Linked DNA regions of Mus musculus: region 2 is linked to region 1. The links are chromatin loops, found by intact Hi-C in ENCODE. Cell type or tissue: heart. All regions are shown on one strand. Each heading gives the region's core, and the rest is flanking DNA. Links, peaks and the distances in the headings are about the cores only. Region 1 holds the start of Prkag1 (protein kinase, AMP-activated, gamma 1 non-catalytic subunit). Region 2 holds the start of Ddx23 (DEAD box helicase 23).

Region 1 (12,464 bases), core at 2,152-10,151:
TCCGTTCAGTAAGAACTGTGGCTCCTGCTCGGTCCCTGGGCCCTGTGCTTATCTCAGTATTACAGGCTCTGTCACTCCCCTCCACATTGAAACTGCTCTAGGAAATGAGGTGTGAGTCCTGAAGAGCCACGGGAACTGATGGCCATGTGGCGGGAAGTGGAGCTTAGGATGGGGCTTGGCAAATGTTACCCTAAAGGGTGCTGTCTGTCTCACATCTAGCTGTGTGGAACCGCATCATTGAGCCTGTGGCTGCCATGAGAAAAGAAGCCGACATGCTGAGACTCTTCCCCGAGTACCTGAAAGGCGAAGAACTCTTTGGGCTGACAGTGCATGCAGTGCTTCGCATAGCTGAATCGGTAAGCAAGCGGCAAGGAGCTGGGGCCAAGGTGGGAATACTTACTGGTCCCGTGCCAGAGGAGTAAGGCAGCCATCCCTGTGTCCACAGCTACCTGGGGTGGAGAGCTGTCAGAATTATTTATTCCGCTACGGGCGCCACCCTCTGATGGAGTTACCGCTCATGATCAACCCCACCGGCTGTGCCAGATCAGAACCGAAAATCCTCACACACTATAAACGGTGAGCTTGTGCGGCTAGGCCATGGGCTGGAGGTGTGGTAGGACCTGGCTGCCTTCTGAGGGTTTGAGATGCAGATCAGAGTTCTTTCCAGGAACCTGGGGAGTCGCCCTTAGCCCTGATTAGAGGCACACAAATTTCCTGGGGTACCCCTTACCTCTTCCCTAATCAGGGAAACAGGACAGAGTTCTCTTGGGCACCCTGGGAATGGCTGCTGGGGAGGTTCTTGGTCGACAGTGGTGAAACGTATATGGGAGCTGGTCACTTCTTTCTTCTTTGGTTTTGCTTCCAGAGGGGCCGGTGACCCTCCCAAACTTCAGACACCCTTGAGTGACTAGGGCACATTCCCTTTCCAATCTGAGTTGGTTTAGAAATAAATAACTAGAAGTATTCTACAGAAGCACTGCAGCCTTCCGTTTGTATAGCACTTTATACTTTTTTTTTCAAAGCGTTTTCACATCCATTATCTCATTTGATCCTCACAACAACCTTATGAGGTAGGTAGGGCAGGTGGTATGATCCCATTTTATAGCTGAGAAAACTGAGTCCCAGAAAGACTGTGTGACTAGATAAGGTCACACAGCTGGGACTAGGCCCTCCTCTTAACTTGTGGGTTTCTGGTCTTTCTGTGTACCACAGTAGCCTAACCTTGGTCCTCGGGTAGAGGGAGGCAGAGCCCACGGTAGCAGGCTTTCCATGAAGGCCTTTGGTGGCTCGAAGGCTGTCATAGAATGTCGAACACTCTACCCCTAGTTAGCCCTAGACCTTGATGCTCTACAACAGTGGTTTTCAAACTGTAAGTACATTGTTCCTAAAGCCCCAGCACATGGAAGCCAGCGGGCAGGCTTGCCCGTGTGTGTAACTACACCTTGGTAAGATTGGACTTAGCCAGAGGAGCCCTGTTTTCACCTGTGGATTGGAGTTACAGTCAACATTTTGTTGGAGAAAAGAATCTGCTAAATAAAGAGAAAAGCACCGGAGTGTTTGAAAACCACTGCTCTGGGCAAGACCTTCCTAGGGTGGTGAAAGGCTCCTTCCCACCAGGCAGCAGTCTTTCCCCTGCACTGAGCTGTCTGCACAGAGCCCAATGCTATGCTGCAGAGCGGGGCGGCCTGAAGAGAGGCAACGATGTCATCTTCAGGCTGTGAACTCACAGCCACTTAAAACTCAGATCGAGCCACTGTGGTACAGATGGCCCCCATTTTCAGGGCTTACAGTATATGCAAGAGGTAGGACTTAATCCGATTAAACAACAAATTGCCAGCTTAAATTCCGGCCTTGGGGAAGACCTCCAAGAGTGTGGCATTGAGCATGGTTTGACAGGAGGGTGTAGACAGTCTGAGGTGGGAGAGCGGGCTCAGTGTAGGGGAATGGGTGCCTCTTCCCTCTCTGTACCTAACCCTGTCCTGGGTGCTGTCTGCTCCCCAGGGTGTCCAGAAGGGTCCCAGTAGGGAGTTGCTGCCTGTTCAAGCTGAGACCCAGATGCCTCTACTCCACTTGCACAGCACAGCAGCAGGCACTTGTAGCACTTGCTGATAGCACATTCCTAGGGAGGAGGCGGGCAAGGTCTGCTCGGTCTGTCGTGTCATGGACTGTATCACCCCCCCCAGGCCCCATACCTTGAACAGCACCAGCATGTCTAAGGCGTATCAGAGCACCTTCACAGGCGAGACCAACACCCCGTACAGCAAGCAGTTTGTGCACTCCAAGTCATCTCAGTACCGGCGCCTGCGCACCGAGTGGAAGAACAATGTGTATCTGGCTCGTTCGCGTATCCAGGGCCTCGGCCTCTATGCAGCCAAGGACCTGGAGAAGCACACGATGGTCATCGAGTACATCGGCACCATCATTCGCAATGAGGTGGCCAATCGGCGGGAGAAAATCTATGAGGAGCAGGTACTGTGGGGTGGCTGGGGCTGCTGTGGTGGAGGGGCCACCCTCGGCCTAGGAGCCTGGGGACAGGTTTGAATCCAGGAGGCAGTTGGAAAACCGTGCAGGAGGGAGAAGACAGGAGAAATTGGGCCGGTCATGTCAGCTAAGCCTGCTGCCGGGTTTGCTTGCTAACCTAGGTTCCTCCTTCTCAACTGTCTTTCTAGAACCGCGGTATTTACATGTTTCGGATAAACAACGAGCATGTGATTGACGCCACGTTGACCGGAGGCCCTGCCAGGTGAGCGTAAGGACTTAAGTGTCTCTGGTGGCCATGTGGGTGTCACCTGTTGTCTCTGACACTGACTCTGTCCTGCCATCCAGGTACATTAACCACTCCTGTGCCCCTAACTGTGTAGCGGAGGTCGTGACGTTTGACAAGGAGGACAAAATTATTATCATCTCCAGCCGGCGAATCCCCAAAGGAGAGGAGGTAAGAGGAGAGCCCTGACCCTGTGCCCCAGGACCATCACGGCCCCTCTCACACCATCAATCGGGGCCCCTCGCCTACAGCCTCATCAGGCCTGCCTTGACGCTGTCCCCCTTCTCTTTCCAGCTGACCTATGACTATCAGTTTGACTTTGAGGACGATCAGCACAAGATCCCCTGTCACTGTGGAGCCTGGAACTGTAGGAAATGGATGAACTAAGAAGCTTTGAGGCTACCAGGCAGGGGAATTCCCCCCATTCCCGCCTCCTCCCTGAAAGGGACGAGGGGGAAGAGAGGTAGCAGCCAGAGCCAGGACCCAGGGCTAGGGCTCCCGGCTGACCGGAGCCCCTGGAGCAGGAGGCTGGGGCGGAGGACCCTAGGCCAAGCCTACCCTGGGCACCAGGGACAACCTTCTTCCCTGCCACCGGCCCTTAGGCTGGCATCTGCCCCCAGTTCCAGGAGGGGACAGACAGGAGCAGCCGCTGGGCATCTCAGGTTTGAGGGGGATATGGGCCGGGACTACCCAGAAGTGTCAGGGAGCAGGGAGGGGTGTGCGGCCGGGCCTCACAGCCCTGCTGCCTCCACCGACCTCGCTGGCCCAATTCAAGGCTGCAAAGAGACTTGACTAAGCTTGACAATCCCAAAGGCCGGGTCCCACACCTGGCCCTGCCTGCCGGGTCCTGCCCCTACCCTCACCCCCATCCCCTTCCTCTATCTGTCTCTGTCTCCCTCTTTTCCTCTGTGTTTCTGTCTCTCTATGGGTTGTGTTTCCTTGTTTTCCACTCTGACAAATGCAACATGATGGGAAAGAGGCAGCCAGATGCCCAGGAGGGCAAGCCGGGCAAGCCGGGCAAGGAGACCCCGCACCCACACCTACCTCATTTAAGTGTTGGATTTTTTGCTGTTTTGAAATGTGAGACCCTCTCCGAGCCCCCTACTGCCCTGACTCTCTCCCCCACCTCACTGCCCTCGTCTGAGTGGGTGGAAGGGGGGTAGGAGAAGGACAACAACAACAATAACAACAACAAAAATCCATCTTTGTTTTTAATTATGGGCGTGGGATGGCGGCTGAGGCAAATGGTGATGAAGATTGGGGGTGACTGGTCCCTAGTTGCTCTAGGACCTCCTTCTCCATCTGGACATGGAGGCAGGAGGGGCGTGCTAAACCTAGGACCAGGATCTCGCTCTCCTGTTTTCCCAGCCTCATCCCGAGCCCATCTGCCCTCCAGCCCCTGGACGGGGTGTGGGGGGTAGGGTGAGGGCTATCCCTGAGCGGCGTGCCCATACCCAGTGAGGCCGGGTGTGGTCCAGAGCTCTCACTTGCCCTCAGTCACCAAACTGCTGCTGGTCTGGTGGGAATGGGTGGTGATGTGGGGGTGGGGAGCTTAGTGTCAGCGCGGGGAGGGTGGGGGGTATTTATCTATTTATACATGGGATTGTACATAGTCTTGTGGGGCATGGGGGAGCCGGCCGGAGGTGAGAGCCCTCCCCTCTCCCCCTACCCCCGGGGAGAGCAAATGTAAAACTACTAATTTTTGTGCTTTATATATTCTATATAAATATATCTATTTTCTTTTTACAAAACCAGTTTATAAATGGTAGGGGGGTGTGGGGCGGACACATGGAGCTCCCCTTGTGGGGGGGCCCCCTCCATTACCCAACCTACCGCCCTTTCCTCCCCCCCCCTCCCCACCCCCTGGCTGTGACTGCTGTAAGGTGGGGGTATAGAGAGAAGCTGGGTGATTCTTACCCGGGTTGTATAGTTGGACTATGTTATAACGCACAAAGTGAGCTGGCCCCAGGGGGAGCCAGAGGGTGATGGTGCCCTTATCTTCCTTTCCCTTCCTTTCCCCCCCCAAGCTTGTGCTGCAGACGAACCTCTTCCTGCGGGTAGCGGTAGGGTAGAGGGTGTGTGAGGCCTCAGACCCCTCTCTGGTGGAGCGAGGGGATGAAATGACGCTTCTATGCAGTTCTCTCCTAGGGGCTGTGGGCAGAGGGCATTTTGTAATTACTATTTTCAAGAATCAGATTATCTGGATTGTAGAGATGGGCTGGATGGTGGCAAATGGGCAGGCCTGCTGGAGGGGTAGGGCGGTTGCTGTTGTGATTTTAGGTTTTTGTTTTGTTTTAAATTTGGGGGATTGTGGATTGATGGGGGTAGGGAGATTTTTGGGTTTTTTTTTTTTTTTTTTTTTTTTTTCTGGCCTTTTTTTTTTCTTTTCTTTTCTTTTTTTTTTTTTTAAAGCTGCTTCCTCAACTGTTTCAAGCTGCAAATGTTTGAGAATAACAACTCCCCCACACTCCCACGGAAACCATTGTAATTAGACTAGACAGTGGGAACCTGGGCTTGCTGTCCCCAAAGCCACAGAGCTGAACGGTCTAGGCATTAGGTGGGGGAGATGGTCTCCTGTGAGTCAGGCTCTGGTTGGGGTTTGGGCCCTAGAACTGGGAAAGGAGAAGGGGCAGACTTTGTAAGCATATGCTAGGTATCCGATAGTCCTGTAGAATTTAGTGAAGAAACCTTATACAGTTTTTAATTTTTATATAAACTATAACTCAGACCCACGCTACAAGGTTGGAATTTTGGTTGTTGTTGGTTTTTTTTTTTTTTTTAAAGTACCCTGCCTGTATAATTGCATCAGAATCCCACCCCCAACCCCGCCCCCTGTGTTTGTATTTTGGGTTGGTTTACACTTGCACTCAATTTTCAGTTTCTCCCTTTTTACCTTCTACCTTCACCTCCAGGACCCTCCCCCTTTAAAAAAAAATAAATCGCTGACAAGTGTGAACCCGTGAAGAACTTTCTTTTGTGTTGTGTGTATCCTGTACAGCAAGGTTGGTCCTTCGTGACAACGGATGAAATGGTTCCCTTTTTTAAAGCGCTCTCTCTTCCTCCACCCCCAGCGCCCCTGTCCTTGGCATGTTTTGTATCAGCGATCATTCTGAACTGTACATAATTTATGTTGCGAGAGGCAAAGGGCAAGTTTTGGATTTTGCTTCTTCAAAGTTTGTTTTTAAACGATAAATAAAAAAAGAACATTTTAAATACAAGTGCCTCTGTCCCATGACCCTCGCCGTTGGCCAGATCTTAAGGTCCTGGAGAGCTGGGAGAGGAAGGTTACCCAATAAACCAGGCTCAGCCACCGCCGGAAGGGTGGGTTCCCCGCCTTCCGCCCTGCGGCTGGGGTCTGACGTAGGCGGAAGTGGTGCGCGGCACCGGATGTGGGGCGGGGTCTGGCGCCAGGGAGCTTTCCAAGCTGAGGAACTGGCGGGCGCTAGCAATGGAGTCGGTGAGTGGCGCAGGAGGGCGGCGGGGGGCGCTGTGGAGCCGGAGACCCCCCGCTAGGAGCCGGGGAAGGCCGGCCCGGCTTGGCGCTGGAGTCCGGGACTCCCCTTCCTCTGCTCGGGTGGGCGCCTCTCCTAGGTCTGGGCCACACCCGTGCCCGCCCGCCCGCCCGCCCGCCAGGGGTCCGCGGTACCCTGAGAGATAGGGAGCGGGTTGTGAGCTTGGAGCCCCCTGCCCATGAGTGCCTCAAGTCCTTTCCGAAGTTTGCATGAGAGCGGGGTTGTGATCCCGCGTATTAGGTGAGCGAGCCCGGCTTGCAGGGAGCTCCAGGACCCCGTTTGTGCGATTGCTTAAGCAATTGTTGGCATCCTGCGAGGTTCCATTCCTTTACTAAGCCCGAGAATTGAATTTTCCGCGAAGGAAGGAATCCAGGAGGCCACTGTGTCCCCTGGACAAGTTTAGGTCGTGTCCTGATCAGTGACGCTGTGCATGCGTGTTGACAGCTCGTTCTTGGCGAGCACCGTCGGCTCGGCTCTTTACAGATGCGGTAGGTTTATCTGCTACTTACTTGTTTGACCGACCTCATTCGCAGGAGCTTTCTCTGCCACTCCGAAGGCCCTCCCATCGACTTCCTGCTCCGTAGTTTTTAACCGAGTATCTTCTGAGGGCAGCTTGGGGTTTGTCTTCCCCCACCATATATCCATGTAATACTTGCAGGTTCGCTCTTCTTAGAATTGCGTTTTCTTTGAGTCAGTTACTTGGCCTGGAGTAAATTCTCTCCCCCTCCCCCCCCCCCCGCCCCTTTGTGTGCAGAGGAATAGTGTAACTTAGTTTATAAAGAAGGAAGGATAAAGTGGTAAAATGGTATGCAGGTGGTCCTCTAACCAAGGATTTTGTTTTTCTACAGAGAAAGCATTCTCAGCAAAAGTAGTTTGATTACATTAAATTTAAAACAACACGTTTCTAACTTGTAAATGTATTATTTACATTATAAGTGAACTGTGAGTATATAGTTCTAAAGCAACTTTTCTCTATATTTACGAATTTAGCCCTTTGCTTTATATATACTGGAGTACAGAGAGACAGAGATGAGAGGTACCGGGAAGGCTGTTAGTTAAGGTAGACTGTAGTAAGTACTGTCCTTAGGGCTTTTTTTTTTTCCCCTCCCCTGAGACAGGGTTTCTCTGGGTAGCCCTGGCAGCTGTCCTGGAACTCACTCTGTAGACCAGGCTGGCCTCAGAACTCAGAAATCCGCCTGCCTCTGCCTTCAAGTGCTGGGATTAAAGGTGTCCTTAGGATACAGACACCTGACTAAAGGAAGGAGAAATTACAGTGAGCCTAGGAGCAGAGTTCAGCCCATGGCTCAGTAGTGTTGAAACTAGATTTTGATGATAGTGTAAGAAAAGGTGGCTAAAACCAAGTTGGAAGTCTCTCTCTCTCTCTCTCTCTCTCTCTCTCTCTCTGAGACAGGGTCTCAGTAGGTAGCTCAGATGGTCTGCACAGTGTGGCTATGAGCCATCACTCGCTTGGGCTGTGGGCTTTTATAGTAAGGGGGCCAGTGGGAGATTTATGAGCAAGGCAGGCGGTGTGCTTGAGAATATTCTTAACAGCTTTCTGTGAATAGACGAAACCACTTCAGAAAGGAAGTTTTGTTTTGTTTGGTTTTTCTTTTATTTTGAAGTGTAAGAGAGAGAGAGATAGACAGAGACAAAGAGTGAGTGAGAGTTGGAGTGGGGAGGTGCATGGAAGGAATGCAGAGGCAAAGGACCATTTTCTGGAGTTGTTTTCTTTCTACCCTAATGTAGATTTGGGGATCAAACACAGGTCACCTGGCGTATGGGGTAAGCTCTTTTACTCACTGAACCACCTTCCAGGCCTTGGGAGGTATTTTCTCCAAATGAGCTACTTTGGCTAGAGAACCTGATCAAAGTCTAAAGCAAGGAGGCTATAGGTGTGGAGCAGGGAACGATGCTGGCTAAGGCGGAGCACTCTGGGCAGGTGGAGGTGTAGCTTACAGGAGGGCTCCTCACTTTGCATGCCCAAGGCTGTAGGCTCAGCACTGCCTTGGGCATGCACTCATTCACTGAAAGTTCAGGAAAGCTTACAGCTGGTGCACGGTGAGCAGCAGCTGGGAAAACAGACAGGTTTGGGGCATTTCTGACCTCAGAACCTGACGTACCTCTAAGGGAAGCAGAGCTACAGTCCCAGGCACTGGAAAGATGGCAGAGTTGCACTGAGGAAAAAAAAACAAACCGAAAGTCACAAGTCGGGAGGGCGTGGTGGCGCACACCTTTAGTCCCAGCAGTTGGGAGGGGAGGCAGAGGCAGGAGGATTTCTGAGTTTGAGGCCAGCCTGGTCTATAGAGTAAGTACCAGGACAGCCAGGGCTACACAGAGAAACCCTGTCTCGAAAAACAAAAAACAAAAGTCACAGGCTAAGAACAGGCTCGAAGGACAGATATTTGTAATACTTTAGTATTACGAGCTGGAGAATTTTTTTAAACTGCAAATTATGTACATTATGTAAATTATGTACTCCCTGTTAGGGGAGTCAAATACAAAGTATAAGATAGTTGAAGACTTCTGGGAATTTATAATCTATTTTCATAGATTATGTGCTTAGATAGTCTTTGTAACATTTGAACATAGATCATGAGTTTGGAAAGCAGTTGTGTCTTAGGTAGGATCTAGCCTCCTTCTCTGTAGTAATACTTTGCACGTGTGTGATACAATGATGTTTTTGGTTCCCTAAGATGGTTTGTTTTGGGTGTTTTGTTATTGTTTTGAGTCAGGGTCTAATGTAGCACAGATTAACCTTTGAAGTCACTTTGTAGCTGAGGTTGGTCTTGAACTCCTAATTCTTCTAACTGTGCCTCCCGAGCACTGGGAATACAGTGCATACCAGCCCTGTCTTATTAAAGGAAGAGGGGAGTGGCCATAACTTTCCCACAGACAGGAAGGGTGAAGTTGTGTTTTAATTGTTTCTGTGGTGGTTGTTTAATTGTGTCTGACTGTTACCTTTGTCAGATTGTTACAATGTGAAATCACCTGGGAAGAAAGCCTCAATGAGGGGTTTTCTGTGGGCATGTCTGGAGTATTATCTTAGCTAAGTGCTGTGGGAAGAACTAGCTGGCAGCCATGAGCAGCAGCATCCTCTAGGTAGATGGTCCAGCGTTGAATGAGTGGAGAATGGAAACGGTGCCGCAAGCAAAGCCTGCAAGAGAGACTACGTCCATTCATTCCCCTCCACTCGACTTCAGTTCAGCTGCCTGAAGTTCCTGCTGCTGTAACCTCCACACAGAGATGGGCCGTGTCCTGGAATTACCCTCCCCCAAATTGCAAATTGCTTCCTCCACCACCACCACTCTAGACCAGGCTGGCCTTGAACTCAGAAATCCACCTGCCTCTGCCTTTCCCAAGTGCTGGGATTAAAGGCGTGCACCACCACTGCCCGTTTGCAAATTGCTTGTTATCAGGGTGTTTTACCACACCAACAGAAAAGAAACTAGCACTGAGGCTGACTCTTATGTGTAAGAGATATGTGTATCTCTGGCTGGGCATCTCCATCTCTCGGTCTTAGGTTTCTGTTCATATCTGTTTACACCATTATTAGAGATTTTTTTTTAAGTGTAAATTATGCCCAATGATAGGGGAGTCAAGTACAACATATAAGATAATTGAAGGTTTCTGGGAATTTATAATCTGTTTCTATAGATAATGTGCAAAATACACTGTAGCACAGCGCCCTGTGTGTTGTGAGATAGGTACCAGCCCTTTCAGAAGTAGCTGCTCGCCCTGTGTCGCGTGTGAGAGCTATTGTGTGCATCTTTACCATGGAAGTGCGCCCTCCAGTTTTAAACAGTGAGGCTGTTGTCATTCCAATAACCTTGTCAAAAAAAAATGCCAGAGCCGACTGATAGTTTTATCAAGCCCAGAGAAAAGAGAGAATTAGTCTCCTACCTGGTATACTGGAAGGAGATTTAGGGCTGTCTTGCCCCCTGGACCCTGTTTCCCAGCTGACTCTTTAGGTTCAACCCCAGGCTTTTAACTACACAAACTGTAACAGTGAAGTAATGTTTAAGTTTATGTAGGACACACTGCCCAGAGCAGACAAAGCCAAAGTATGAATGACAGTAGACACTTTGATGATCGCTTGGTTCCTACATAGCAATGCGGTTTCTGAATGTTCCACAGAGAGAGCTCTGTGAAAGCTTGTTTGTGTAAGATCGCCTTTATCTCAGACTTTGTCAGGAAAGGAAACTCTGCATCCAACCCTTTGATTCCCAAGGGTGCTGAGAGAGCCCCAGCCCCCAGTTGCAGATGGTCCTTATCATCCAAGTTTTGCTTGTTTGGGTACTGCTTGGATCTCCCCAGACATGTCCCTCTCGAAGTAGTAAGGGGTATGACCATGACTCTAGTGCCACAGCTATATTTGTGAGTATTTGGGAAAAGCTGTGTTATCTAGGGCATTTATGTGGGTTTGAGGCTTGCCCAAATCCATATCATAGCCCAGGCTGGCCTCAAATTTGTAATCCTCTGCTGCTTTCTGCCTTTTTAGCACTGGGATTAGAGGTGTGCAGTGCTCTTGTCCTATTGAACTAGATCTGTGAGAAGCTTTTGACATCAACCTTAAGCTCAGATATCTTAGTCTTAACTCTGGTTTTGCTTTGGGATTTTTGAGAGTTTTACTGTTGTAGCCCTGGCTAGCCTGTGTAGACCAGGCTGATCTCACACTTGTTACCATCCCCCTGTATCTGCCTCCAGAGCACCAAGTTCGAAAGCTCTGCCACAGCTGGTTTAGACTAGATGTTTTGCTTTCATTGTAATGCACACCTGCAATCCTGAAGCCAGGTATGATAAGGCAAGAGGAACTTAAGTTTAAGCTTAGCCTACGTGTTGAAACACTACCAACCAACCAAGACCATTAGCAGTGTGTTGTATCAGGGTTCAGGTCCCTACCCACCTCATCTTTTAGCAGGGGTGTGAGCCTGGACAAGTTACTTACTGACTTTTTTTTTTTTTTTTTGGTTTTTCGAGACAGGGTTTGTCTGTATAGCCCTGGCTGTCCTGGAACTCACTTTGTAGACCAGGCTGGCCTCGAACTCAGAAATCTGCCTGCCTCTGCCTCCAGAGTGCTGGGATTAAAGGTGTTACCACACCAGCTACTTACTGACTCTTGAGTCTCTGTTTCCTACTGTTAATAACATTGTTTACCTCAGGGTTGTTAAAAAACCAAACAAACAACTAAATGAGATAATATGTTTCTGCTCTTCTTTCAAGAGAATGTTGAGACAGAGTCTCATGTAGCCAAGGCTAACCTCAAACTTGTGTAGCCAAGGCTTGTTTCAAACCTGATCCTCTCTCCCTCACCCTCCTAAGTGGTGGGTGCCACCGTCCTCAACTGAACTAATGTTTCTTGAAGAGTCCTGCAGTGCTTTCTAAAGGAAACCATTGGTTCACAAGCCAATACTCTCTCTCTCTCCCTACACCATACCAGCTTCCCTCCCTCCCTCCCTTCCTCCTGTTCTTCCTTTTTTTTTTTTTATTAAATCTTTTTGAGATGGAGCTTTGCTTATGTAGCCCAGGCTGGCCTGGCTTCAGGCTCATGATGTTCCCACTTACGTCTTCCAAGTAGCCTTTTTCTAAGGTGGTGCTAAGATGGAGTCTCAGTCACGGTGACTGTGCTTCTCTTGTCTTCTAGGTTGCTGCAGAGAGCTCGCCAGCTCTAGAGAATGAACACTTTCAAGGTATGTTTACCGCGAAACCAGCCGAGTCCAGGAAACTGAGGTGAAAGCCAGAGCCCGACCTGGTCCTCAGTGGCACTTTCCAGTCTCTTGGGGTTCTCCTGGGGACAGAGGCAGGGTTTTGGGGGTTGTAGTTCAGTGGTGGAACACCTGCCTGCCTAGCACATGTGACACCTTAGATTCACACCCCAGTCCACAGACGAGTGAAGGAATCAGCTTGCTGCCTCTCTGGGAAAGGATTTTGCCCAGGAGCACCCCCATTCTTCCTGAGACATATCATCTTTATTGTATTAAGACATGCATTCGGGGCTGGAGAGATGGCTCAGAGGTTGAGAGCACTGACTGCTCTTCCAGAAGTCCTGAGTTCAAATCCCAGAAACCATGTGGTGGCCTCACAACCATCTGTACCAGGATTTGGTACCCTCTTTTGGCATGCAGGCATATATGCAGGCAGAACACTGCATATGTTAAAAGAGAGACATACATTTTTCTAAAAAGATTAAA
Region 2 (12,464 bases), core at 1,628-9,627, 170 kb after region 1:
GGTATGATGCCCTGACATCCCGGTTCTAGATAAGAGTAGCATGTTTCAATTGTCACAGCCAAAAATGTCTCTAGATATTGCTGAGTGTCCTCTGGATAAAATCACTTCCTGCTGAGGACTAGGAGCAGCGCTCTCAACCTTCCCGACGCCTCCACCCTTTAATGCAGTTCCTCATGCTGAGCTGACCCCCAACCATCAAGTTATTTTTGCTGCCACTTCATAACTTTAATTGTGCAACTGTTGTGAATCGTAATGTAAATACCTGTTAGGCAAACCCAGAGGGGTCGAGACCCACAGGTTGAAAACCACTACCCGGGGCTGGTGAGATGGCTCAGTGGGGGGCTGGTGAGATGGCTCAGTGGTTAAGAGCACCGACTGCTCTTCCAAAGATCCTGAGTTCAAATCCCAGCAACCACATGGTGGCTCATAACCATCTGAAATAAAATCTGATACTCTCTTCTGGAGTGTCTGAAGACAGCTACAGTGTACTTACATATAATAAATAAATAAATAAATAAATAAATATTTAAAAAAAAAAAAAAAAAAAAAAAGAAAACCACTACCCTACAGAGACTGAAGAGAGAAAGCTCGCCTCAAATAGAGGGTCAAGCTGCTGGGTAGGCGCCGCACAGACTAGTTCAAAGCCTAGGGGTGGCTCCTGGGATTCCCATTTCCTGAGTTCAGGGAGAGGTGACTTTTGCTGATGGTTTTCCAATTCCAGTATCCATTGATGGTAGCTCAGTTTTAACATCTCTTCCTTAGCGACTCGCACCTCTTGTTCTCAAAGGTTCATAGAAGTAATAGAAGGTTATTATGGGGGCTGGGCAGATGGTCCAGAGTTTAAGAGCACTTCAAGTTCTGTTCCCAGCATCCACACAGTGGCTGACATCTGTAACTGCAGCTCCAGAGAACTTTATGCCTTTTTCTGGCCTTCATGGTCACCACAGGCATGTGGGCGCCCATGCAGACAAAACACCCATATATGTAAAATTTTAAAAAAAAATCTTAAAAAGTTACTACGACTAAGTATGATGGTGTGCCTTAGTTAGGATTTTACTGCTGTGAACAGACACCATGACCAAAGCAAGTCTTATAAAAGACAGCATTGAACTGGGGCTGGCTTACAGGTTCAGAGGTTCAGTCCATTATCATCAAGGCAGGAATATGGCCGCATCCAAGAGAAGCTGAGAGTTCTACATCTTCATCTGAAGGCTGCTGGCAGAATTCTGACTTCTAGGCAGCTAGGGTGAGGGTCTTAAGCCCACGCCCACAGTGACACACCTACTCCAAGGCCACACCTCCAAATAGTGCCACTCACTGGGCCAAGCATATACAAATTATCACATACCTTATGCCTGGAAGCCCAGCACTTAGGAGACGGAGGCAGGAGCCAGTCTACCCTATGATGTAGCAAGATCTTGTCTCCAAAAGATAACTTATCATGCATCTCTGTCCTTTAAAAGGATCTTGCTTTTTTTTTAAGATCACTGTAGCTGCCTTCAGAAGCACCAGAAGAGGGCATCAGATTTTGTTACGGATGGTTGTGAGCCACCATGTGGTTGCTGGGATTTGAACTCAGGACCTTTGGAAGAACAGTCCGTGTTCTTAACCGCTGAGCCATTTCTCCAGTCCCCTCATTTTATTTTTAATAGTGTGTGTATGTGCGTGCGCGCGCGTGTGCACATGTGTGCGCACATGCATGTGTTCATGTGAACGCAGGCGCCCTCGGGGACCGGAGGCATAAGAACTCCTGGAGCTGGAGTTAACAGGTTATTGTGAGCTACCTTACTAGGTGGGCACTCGGAGTTGGACTCAGGTCCTCTGCAAGAACAGCAGGTGCTTTCAATTGCTGAACTACTTCTTCAGCCCTGTTTGATGCATCTGCTTTAAATAAGCAAACTTAACCTCAAAAAGAAAACTAGTTAATATTTGTTTTAGTGTTGCCGTGTGTCAGAGCACTTTATATTATCTGTGATAACCTTTTGAGCGATTGCCTATTTCGCTATACAGGCAAAGAGGTCTTGAGAGATTATTGTGCCCAAGCCATGCAGCCAAATGTAGAACTCTAGAACATTTTTGGAGACAGGGTCTTACTATATATAAGCGCAGGTGACCTAGAAGTCACAAAAACCTGCCTACTTCTGCCTCCTGAGGGCTGGTATCAAAGATGTGCACACCACTATGCCCAGCTGCTGCAGCCCAGGGTGGCTTCAAGTTGCAACATACCAGAGGAATTTCTTGAGCCGCTCTTCCTGTCTCTACCTGCTAAGTGCTGGGACTCCAGGGCTGTGCCACCATGCCTGGGTACCAAGCCTAGCTTTGAAATGCACACTTAAAATTTGTTTTCTTTTCTCTTTTGTCTTTTCTCCTCCTCCTTGTCCATCTTGCTTTCAATCTCGCTCTCTGAGCTCTCTCTCTCTGAGGGAGCTCCCTGTTGAGTTGTTACCCAGGATGGACTCCCACTCTGGGCTCAATGGTCCTCTCAGGCCAGCCTTCTGAGGAGTTGGCACTTGACACTATATTTGACAACATAATATGCTTTTTTCTTGTTTGTTTGTTGTTTATTTTGTGGAGAGGGTAGGAGTTGAGACTGGGTCTTGTTTTGGTTTTGGTTTGTTTTCTTGGTTTTTGGAGACAAGGTTTCTTTGTGTACCTCCCCCTGGCTGCCCTGGTTCACTCTGTAGACCAGATTGGCCTTGAAGTCACAGAGATCTGCCTGCCTCTGCACCCGCTCCATTGCTGGGATTAAAGGTATGCACAACCACCACCTGGGTCTTATGCAGCTTATATTGGTCTTGAACTCACTATGTAGCAAAGGGTAACATTGAACCAATGGCTGATATTTCTAACATCACAAGTGCTGGTAGTACAGGCATGCATCAAGAATATAACTTTTAAGTGCCTTTCTAGCTCATCCTGTAAGGCAAGGAGTATTATTTTTGTTTTATAAATGATGCAAAAAATACTATATACTATATAATATGCATGTTATATGGTATATGTATTATGCGATCACATATAATATAAAATTCATATAGTATATAATATGTTATATAATAATGTTATATAATATGCTAACACATATATGCATATACTATATTATATATAGTATATAATATGCAGAATATCATACTGCTAGTGACTGAGTCAGGATTCAAACCTAGCCTCACTGTTAACTATATTACACGAACCCTTTATTTTTAGCCATGTTGCTAAATAGGAAACTGGCCTTGATCCTTACTAAATATAATCTTGAGGGCTAGAGAGTGGCTCAGTGGTTAAAGTGCTTGCCTTGCACACATGAGTTTCTGAGTTCAAATCCCTGAACCCACATAAAGCTGCCTTGCTACATGTCCATAATCGCAGCACCTTCACAGTGTGATGGAAGGTGGAAACAAGATGACAGACAGCCAAGGACTGAGACTGTGGGTTATCATGTGATCTCCATGTGTGTGGCAAGCCTGTGCCTATACACATGAACGCACAATACACATAACACCCAACACAAACACAGCAACAATAGTCACAAGAATAATTTGTAAGAGAGCTAGAAAAGCAAAATCAATCTTGCAGATTGGTATCTTTCTTAGCTGTGTCCTGAGAAGTACAAAGTACTAGGAGAGTGCCACTGTGAACTCAGACAAAGCACTAGGAGAGGGCCACTGTGAACTCAGACAAAGCACTAGGAGAGGGCCACTGTGAACTCAGACAAAGCACTAGGAGAGGGCCACTGTGAACTCAGACAAAGCACTAGGAGAGGGCCACTGTGAACTCAGACAAAGCACTAGGAGAGGGCCACTGTGAACTCAGACAAGCCTTTTCAACTTTCTGAGTCTCAATTTACTCTTTAAAAAAAAAAAAAGATTTATTTATTTATTAAGTGTAAGTACACTGTAGCTGTCTTCAGACACACCAGAAGAGGGCGTCAGATCTCATTACAGATGGTTGTGAGCCACCATGTGGATGCTGGGACTTGAACTCAGGACCTTCAGAAGAGCAGTCAGTGCTCATAACTGCTGAGCCATCTCCCCGGCCCCTCAATTTACTCTTTTAAAAAAGTGTTCATTTAGGACTTGGAGAGATGGCTCCGTAGTTATGAGCACTGGCTGCTCTTCCAGAGGGTCTGGGTTTGATTCCCAGCACCCACATGGCAGCACACAACTCTCTGTGACTCCAGTTACAGGGGACCTGACACCCTCTTCTGGCTTCCTTATGTCCGAAACTCCATATGGTTCACATATATACATACAGACAAAAAAAAAAAAGGAAAAAAAACAACAAATCATACACATACAACCAAAATAAATAAATCTAAATAATCAATAATTGTGTATGTGTATACAGAATAGTATTTTGAAATAAGGAAAGGTAAGGTCTCAGAGATCAAGTGAACCCCTGGGCTTCAGATCCCCTTCTGTTCTTCAACTTTGTGGACTTGGAATGGAGATGTAGTGAGCTATACTTTCCTTATCACTAAGGTCATGCGCAGTTCATAGTTTTATGATGACTAACACAAGAAGCCTTAGCCTAAGTGTCAAGCCTGGAGCCAGACACTTGGAAGACTGTCAAACAATAACGGAAGGTTTTAAAAGTTCCAACCAATCCTTGGTCAGTCAAGTTTTTGGTTTGTGTGTGAATTTTTTTCTTCTTTTTTTAAAATTTTCTTTCTGCCGGGCGTGGTGGCGCACGCCTTTGATCCCAGCACTAGGGAGGCAGAAGCAGGCAGATTTCTGAGTTCGAGGCCAGCCTGGTCTACAAAGTGAGTTCTAGTACAGCCAGGGATATACAGAGAAACCCTGTCTCGAAAAACCACAAAAAAAAAAAAAAATTCTTTCTTTCCTTTTTATTTTTTATTTTCTTTAAAAGGGGGGGTGGTGGTGTTAGGGTTTAATTCTGAGAGTGGAGAGCCCTCTAGTGTTCATTATACCCAGTAGATTCAGACTGACCAAGTCCTCCCTGCACTAGAATTTGCAATATCAGAGGCTACAAGAGCTCTCCAAAAGTCTCCTTATAGGACATTGAGCCACTGTCAGCGTAGCTGAGTTTTTTAGTTAGGGTGTATTCTGAGACCCTGTTTGAGAACTGAAAAAATACCCAGAGTGAAAAACCAGACCTGGGGCTAGAGAGATAGATGACTCCGTGGATAAGAGCACTGGTTTTTCTTCCAGAGGACCCAGGTTCATATTCCCGGCATCCATAGGGCAGTTCACAACTGTCTATAACTTCAGCTCCAGGGGATCTGACACCCTCACACAGACATGCATGTAGGTAAAACACCAATGCAGATAAAAATAGAATAAATTTAAAGTAGAAAGACCAACAACTATGTGGGATTAAAGCAAACCCGAGGATGGAAAATGTAAAAGGAGGCAGTGGGTACCCTGGTTAATCTCAACCATCCTACCTCGCACAATGTTGTATTCTGTTTCAGCGGGTGCTGACGGTACTGTTTGAACCCAAGAGAAAGGAAGTGGGTCTACGACTAGAAGAAAAATTCGGTGGACTGATGTATGGAGAACCTGAAGGAAGACATCAACAATAACAAGTAGCCCAAGTGGGCAGTTCCTGAAGACCAGGGAAACGAGGAAGCAAGGTCCCATGAGGAATGTTGAATAAATAGTAAGATACTTGAGGGGGAAGTCCTTCCAGGGAAACCTCTGAAATGTTAGTTTATTATTTATTGGGAGTAGGGGGACAGTGGGTACCCTGGGGTTGTTCAGGCATTCATCCTGCCGGGGCCCCAAGGTTACTCCTGTGACTGGAGTAGTTCTACTGTGAAAACTGTACTACCTTCATTGTGAAGTACTAAGCTACTCCAGTGAACTAATCTTTAGTTCATTATCTTCCATTCATCCACGGAGGCAATAATCTCTCTCACAATTTTTATAAAAAACACTTTTCAAAAAAAAAGGGGGGGGGCTGGCGAGATGGCTCAGTGGGTAAGAGCACCCGACTGCTCTTCCAAAGGTCCAGAGTTCAAATCCCAGCAACCACATGGTGGCTCACAACCATCCGTAATGAGATCTGACTCCCTGGTGTGTCTGAAGACAGCTACAGTGTACTTACATATAATGAATAAATAAATCTTTAAAAAAAAAAAAAAAAGCAAATTATTTGTTACCGTATAAACTTTCTCGCTGAAAGCTGCCAGCTTTGACTGAAATCAACTGCAATACCTACTAGAAGATTCCAGAAAGACTGCTGCGGAAGAACCTTGTAAGTAGAAAGACAACACTTGGAAAATTCTTTCTCCTACAAACACCGAACCTTTGGCAAACCACATTACCCAGAAGACCTTACGGCCTGGCCGGCCCTCGCGCCGTGCATTCTGGGATTGGTAGTTTTCAGGGCCTATTCGTCAGCTCGCGTGGTGCAGGCCCAGGAACTCCCTTTCCCGGCTTGCCGCGCGGCCTGGGTGCTCCTCCGTGATCTGGAAACGCGAAAGATGGCGACTGTTCGGCGACGTTGAGGCCGCGTTAGGCGGTTCAGGCGCGGGGTGGTGAGTCTTGGCGGTGGAGGCGGCTCCCACGAGTTTGGAGAGTGGGTGAGGAGCGGGAAGATAGCCGTAGCCTCAGCCCGGAAGGGGAAGAACGCCTCAGGGAAGGGGCACGAGCCAGGGCAGCTCCGGCGGGCAAGAGTGAAAGGGGCGCGGGCCCCGGGAGCAGTGTTGGCTGCCCAGGGCACAGGCCACTTCCAGGACTGTATTATGAGCCTAGACTTTGGCCCGTGGACATCGCCCTTGTTATACGTCAGTCTGACTTAATTCTTGTTTCCTTACTTCGGCCAGACAGGAACTCTAATGTGCTCCCAGAACCCACCCCATGCCTTCCGGCTCGGGGTTGCCAACTAGTGCTTCGGCCGGAGATTAGTTCTAACCCTAACCCACAGTTGCACATCTTCAAATTCTACTCGTACTTTAAAACGAGCCACTTCCTCTGTGGGCCCTTCCATATCCTCTTTACGAATGGAAAGGACCGGCAACTTTGGATTCTTCGCCTGAACGTTCTTATCTTGGCGTGTCTTGTGCCATCTGCTGCTTCCTGTGGACAGAATTTCATTTTGTAGTTTCCACGGGGCCTACAGCTGAATGTTGCATATATAGTAGCGCTTGATGAACAATTAAATGAAAACAATTGGCCTTTGCCCTACAGAGAACTGGGAAGCACGGCCAGGGTCTTTTGGAGCCCGGGTCTTTTGGAGCTTAAGCTGGCCTTGAATTCAGTATGCAGCCTAGTCCATTTTGTCTTTGGACGCTCAGTACTGCCTTCACCTTCCTAGTGCTATGATTACACTTGTAGACTATTAAGCATTTTCTGTAATTAAAAAAAAAAAACAAAAACCAAGTCTACATATTTCCTTGTAAGTCACCAGAGTAATTCTTTTCAAATGTAATTTTTGGTCGTATTATACTCTGCTTAAAGTTCTCCAAATGTTCTCGTTGAGATGACGTTGAGAGTCACATGCCTTTGCACGGGCCCCTAACAGTGTATTTTGCTTCTATTGACAGTTCTCATTCTGTCCCAGACAAACGCCATTCAAGCTTAGTGTCTTCTTTATTTTCTTTCTTTCTTTTTCTTATTTAAAATCTACTTATTTAGTGGATTGAGTACATTATAGCTCTCTTCAGACACACCAGAAGAGAGCATCATATCCCATCACAGATGATTGTGAGCCACCATGTGGTTGCTGGGATTTGAACTCAGGACCTCTGGAACAGCAGTCAGTGCTCTTAACCGCTGAGCCATCTCCCCAGCCCCCTGTCTTTATTTTGTTTTCCTTTTCCTTTTTTTCCCTACAGCTGTAGTGAAAGTCACCAGTAACTTCCACTTCCCCCCCAAATCTCTAGTTCCTACTCTTGGTTTTAAGTTGAAATCCAAGCACCTTTGCCCTGGTTTCTAACAATTTCATGATTTGACTTCTCCTCATTCTTGTGTTTTTTGGGGTGGTGGTGGTATGTATGGGTGTTTTTCATGTGTTTATGTCTGTGCACCACTTGAGTGCCTAGTGTTTGAGGAGGTCACAGCAAGGCGTCAGGATCCCCTGGGATTGCAGGTGCTTGCTTGCCAGCCATCATGTGGATGCTGGGGACCAAACTCAGGTCCTCTGGTAGATCAGCCAGTGCTCTTAACCACTGACCAATCTCTCCAAGCCCCTGACCTTGTCTTTTTTGGGGGGGGAAGATGGGGGGGGGTCGAGACAGGGTTTCTCTGTGCAGCCCTGGCTGTCCTGGAACTCACGCTGTAGACCAGGCTGGGCTCGAACTCAGAAATTCGCCTGCCTCTGCCTCCCAAGTGCGGGTCTGTACCCCTTAGCCACAGTCTCTGGAGAGCGACGTGCAGAGCTGGTTGTTCCCTCAGTGCTTGCCAGCTCCATCTGTAAGCTCTCTTTCCTGATCATCCCATGGCTGTTTCTTCCACTGTCAGCTCTCAGTGTAAATGTCAACCTAAGACGTCTTCCCCAAGAGCCTCTTCTTCATCTCTCCATATCATGTTACTCCGTTTCCTTCCCTGTTTGGAGCTCACTCTGAGTAGCTGAAACAGTGTTACACTGGACTCATGCTTCATGAAGTCAGCGAGTTTGTGTTAGTTACGGTGTCGTCTCCAGGACCCAGAACAGCTCCTGGCACTAGACGGTGTTCAGCACTTGGGATTAAAAGCAGATCAAGGCAGATCTCTGTGAATTTGAGGCCACCCTGGTCTACATAGTGAGTTCCAGGCCAGCCAAGTGCCACCATAGAAAGGTGGTGTTCCAAAAACAAAAAAAACAACCAAACAACCCAAGGATGGGCTGTTTTCCTAGGGCTGTAGGAGAGACATACTGTGAAATGCATGATAGACTGACTTAGACCAGTCTCTCACTTTTTTTAGTTAATTGTGAGATAAAACTAGGTCATCTTAGCCTTCAGAAAACGCTATTTGTTCATTTTGTTTTTTCATTCTTAACATTTTCCCTTCTTTTTTTTTTTTTAAAGATTTATTTATTTATTATATGTAAGTACACTGTAGCTGTCTTCAGACACACCAGAAGAGGGAGTCAGATCACATTACGGATGGTTGTGAGCCACCATGTGGTTGCTGGGATTTGAACTCAGGACCTTTGGAAGAGCAGTCAGTGCTCTTATCCGCTGAGCCATCTCTCCAGCCCAACATTTTCCCTTCTTAGGCAATATGGCAGTCACTGGCACTGGATAGAAGGATTGCCTCAAAATGCTTAGGACACCAATACTCTAGCCCAGTCACCTGCGAATAAAATAATTACTAGTTTTTGTAGTTCAAGAACAGTTGCCAGGGGGCTGGTGAGATGGCTCAGCGGGTAAGAGCAGTGACTGCTCTTCCGAAGGTCCTGAGTTCAAATCCCAGCAACCACATGTGGCTCACAACCACCTGTAGTGAGATCTGATGCTCTCTTCTGGTGTGTCAGAAGACAGCTACAGTGTACTTATGCATAATAATAAATAAATCTTTAAAAAAAAAAAAAGAACAGTTGGCAGTGTGGTATGCTGTGCAGTGTACCCCCAGGGGGGAGGGGAATAGATCAGACTCCTGCTCAGACCTCTCAGAACAGTAGACAGTAGATAGCCCCGTCTGCCTGAAGAAGACAGACCACCAGGCTGTGGGACCTGAGGAGAGATTTGTCAGCCTGTCTGTCAGTCACCTCTGGAACTTCTAGTTGAGACACTTTCCCTTGCTTGATGTGTTGTTATGTTGAAATAATTGTCCTTTCCCAGGCCATTGAAAAGAATGTGCTTGCCCGGCAGTGGTGGCACACGCCTTTAATCCCAGCACTTGGGAGGCAGAGGCAGGTGGATTTCTGAGTTCAAGGCCAGCCTGGTCTACAAAGTGAGTTCCAGGACAGCCAGGGCTACACAGAGAAACCCTGTCTCGAAAAACCAAAAGAAAAAAAAGAAAAGAAAAGAATGTGCTTGGAGGTCTTATGCACCCTTCACATTTTTCCCATTGCTTAACTAGAGGTACTGTGTGTGTGTGTGTGTGTGTGTGTGTGTGTGTGTGTGTGTAGTTCAGAAGTTGTCATCAGAGGGCACTGTCTACCATATGTTGTGTGTGTACACTCACTCATTTGCCACAGTGCACATGTAGAGGTCAAAGGATGAGTTTTTGGAGTCAGTTCTTCCTTCCACCCCTTAAGTTCTGGGAATCAGACTTAGCTTGTCAGACTGGGTATCGAGCACCTTCACCCACATATCCACCGCAGTGGCCCTCTGCATTACCTTTTAAAACAAAGGTTTTACTGAACCCAGAGCAACTTGGCCAGGCTGGCCACTGGGCTTCAGGGACCATCTGTGGCCAGGCTGCACTGAGGCTGCAGGTGCATGCACTACACTGGGTTCCTCACATGGGCACCGGGGTCCAGGCTGTGGCCTTCATGCTTGTGCAGTGGACGGACACCTTATAGACCAGGCCGGCTCCCCAGCCCCTAGAGTGCATTTCTTTAAATCAGAGTAAAATATTTTGTTTCTCCTCTGGTGGTTTCTTTTTTTTTTTTTTCCCACTCCAGATTTTATTCCCTGTCCATCCTCCATGTGTTCCATATCCCATACCTCATCCCCCCACCCCACCCTTCTCCACAAGGATGTCCCCACTCTCCACCCCGCTGGTGTCTTGTGTTTTAAATGGTGTTGGTTACTTTTTGGTTTTGAGATAATAGTCCAGGCTAGCCCTGTGTCAACAATGGAATGGTGAATCTGTAAGAAGAAATCACAGGGAGACAGTCTCATGTAATGAAGAAGTATGGGCTTTTCACGAGGACCTACCAGGCCTCTGCTAATCAGAGCTTGTGTATGTACCTGTAGAAGCAGGTACACTAACACACACATTAGCTTTGAGGTTTGCTGAACTGGACGCAATGAGGACCTCTTTCTCACCCAGATGGCAGGAGAACTGGCTGACAAAAAGGACCGAGACGCATCACCCAAGGAGGAAAGGAAGCGATCACGGACTCCTGAGAGAGATCGCGATAGAGACCGGGACCGGAAGTCCTCCCCATCTAAAGATAGGAAGCGGCATCGCTCACGGGATAGGCGTAGAGGAGGGAGCCGTTCTCGCTCTCGGTCCCGTTCCAAGTCTGTAGAGAGGTAAAGTGGCTCTTTGTCTGTTACACTAGGAGGGGAGGATGCTTGGCACCTGTCCTGTTAAGCAACAGCGTTTCATACTTGAGTGGCCCGAGTGGACGGGAACTTACGGTTCCTCTGCCAGCCTCCTGAGGCTGTGGTCATAGGTCTTCCCATGATACGCTGCTGAGTAACCAGTTCCTGAAGATTGAAAATGAGCTTGTAAGGGGCAGCTGCAGATGGTCGAGGCACATGGCTCAGCTGTTCTCACAGCCCCTGATCGGCCCTTGCTACTAAAACATAGTATGACGACATCGCTCTGGAAGATCTTAAGAGCAGGATCTGTGCTCTTAGGGGTTAAGCCTGGCCTCAGTGATAAAGTGTAAAGCGCTTGCTATGTGAGTGCGCAGGCCGGAGTTAGGGGCCTGAGCATGCAGGTAAGCAGTTGCATGTGACAGCATGCACCTGCAATCCCAGCTGGCAGGGCTTGCCTAGTCAGCCAGCCATCCTAGCCAGTCCCCAAGCTCCAGGTTCACTGAGAGATCCTGTTGAAAAGAAAAGAAAGGAAAAGAAAGAAGGAGAGAGGTGGCAGAACAGCTCAGAGCGCTGACTGCTCTTCCAGGGGGCCCAGGCTCACTTTGTAGGATTCTCAACACCCACATGGTGGCTCACGGCTCCCTGTAACTCCAATTCAAGAGGATCCAGTGCCCTCTTCTGGCCTCTTTGGGCAACAGGCACACATGTGGTACTTGTGGGCAAACACACATATAAGGGGTTTTGTTGGTTTAGGTTGAAGGACAGAGCGATCACTCAGTGGTAAGCATAAGGCCCTAACACCTCAGATCCCTGGTGTGCAAGTGAAAAGCTGTGGGTGCCGTAATCCAGGAGACAGGCGGGTTCCTCGAGATCACTGGCCAGCCAGGTTAGCCAAAACGGTGACTTTCCAGTTCAGTGAGAGGCTGTAGTAGTCAGTTTGCTCTGTAGACTCGGGGAAGGAGTGGACTTAGCGAGGTGAGGTCGAGCAGGCAAAGAACAGGCTTTCTCCTCGCCCTTCCATGGGCTTCCAGCAGGAGGCGTGGCCAGACCAGATGTGCATTAAAGGCATGGCCTCCTACCTCAGAGATTCCGAGAAGTGGATCTCCCTACTTCAGGTTAAGCAAATCCCTCACAGATGTACCCTCCATTGTGGGGTTTTAGTTCCAGACGTAGTCAAGTTTACAACCAAGTATAGCCATCATAGAGACCTTGTCTCTAATGCCGAGAGCTATAGAAGAAGCCATCTGCCATCCTGCTTGTACCTGCACACTACCATGCATTCATTCATCGTGCACCTATACACCATACCCGTGGACACACGAGTGCACGCGCGCACACACACACACAGATCTTACTAGAA

What was found. Peaks named below come from ENCODE experiments on the same cell type or tissue, not always from the same donor. Only the 100,000 strongest peaks of a DNase experiment are listed, where the experiment ranks them.
Region 2: it touches region 1 in a loop (11-fold over the local background); 1 of 42 quality-filtered maps calls a loop at or near these places.

The regions. Positions count from the first base shown.
Region 1 is chr15:98,825,187-98,837,650 of GRCm38, reverse strand. Prkag1 (protein kinase, AMP-activated, gamma 1 non-catalytic subunit) reads left to right here and starts at 6,143. Exons shown (of 12, transcript NM_016781.2): 1 at 6,143-6,221; 2 at 11,918-11,963. The coding sequence starts at 6,213. It overlaps Kmt2d (lysine (K)-specific methyltransferase 2D), which reads left to right. Exons shown (of 55, transcript NM_001033276.3): 50 at 220-356; 51 at 446-576; 52 at 2,184-2,469; 53 at 2,670-2,743; 54 at 2,827-2,935; 55 at 3,059-5,982. The coding sequence ends at 3,151. In heart, for the core only: a CTCF peak has its summit at 6,257; DNase peaks (open chromatin) are centred at 2,160, 4,170, 6,140, 6,670 and 3 weaker places; H3K4me3 peaks cover 2,613 bases; H3K27ac peaks cover 3,775 bases.
Region 2 is chr15:98,656,858-98,669,321 of GRCm38, reverse strand. Ddx23 (DEAD box helicase 23) reads left to right here and starts at 6,433. Exons shown (of 17, transcript NM_001080981.1): 1 at 6,433-6,499; 2 at 10,887-11,092. The coding sequence starts at 10,887. It overlaps Rnd1 (Rho family GTPase 1), which reads left to right. Exons shown (of 5, transcript NM_172612.3): 5 at 1-117. In heart, for the core only: a CTCF peak has its summit at 4,926 (motif pointing left); a DNase peak (open chromatin) is centred at 6,391; H3K4me3 peaks cover 1,684 bases; H3K27ac peaks cover 1,234 bases.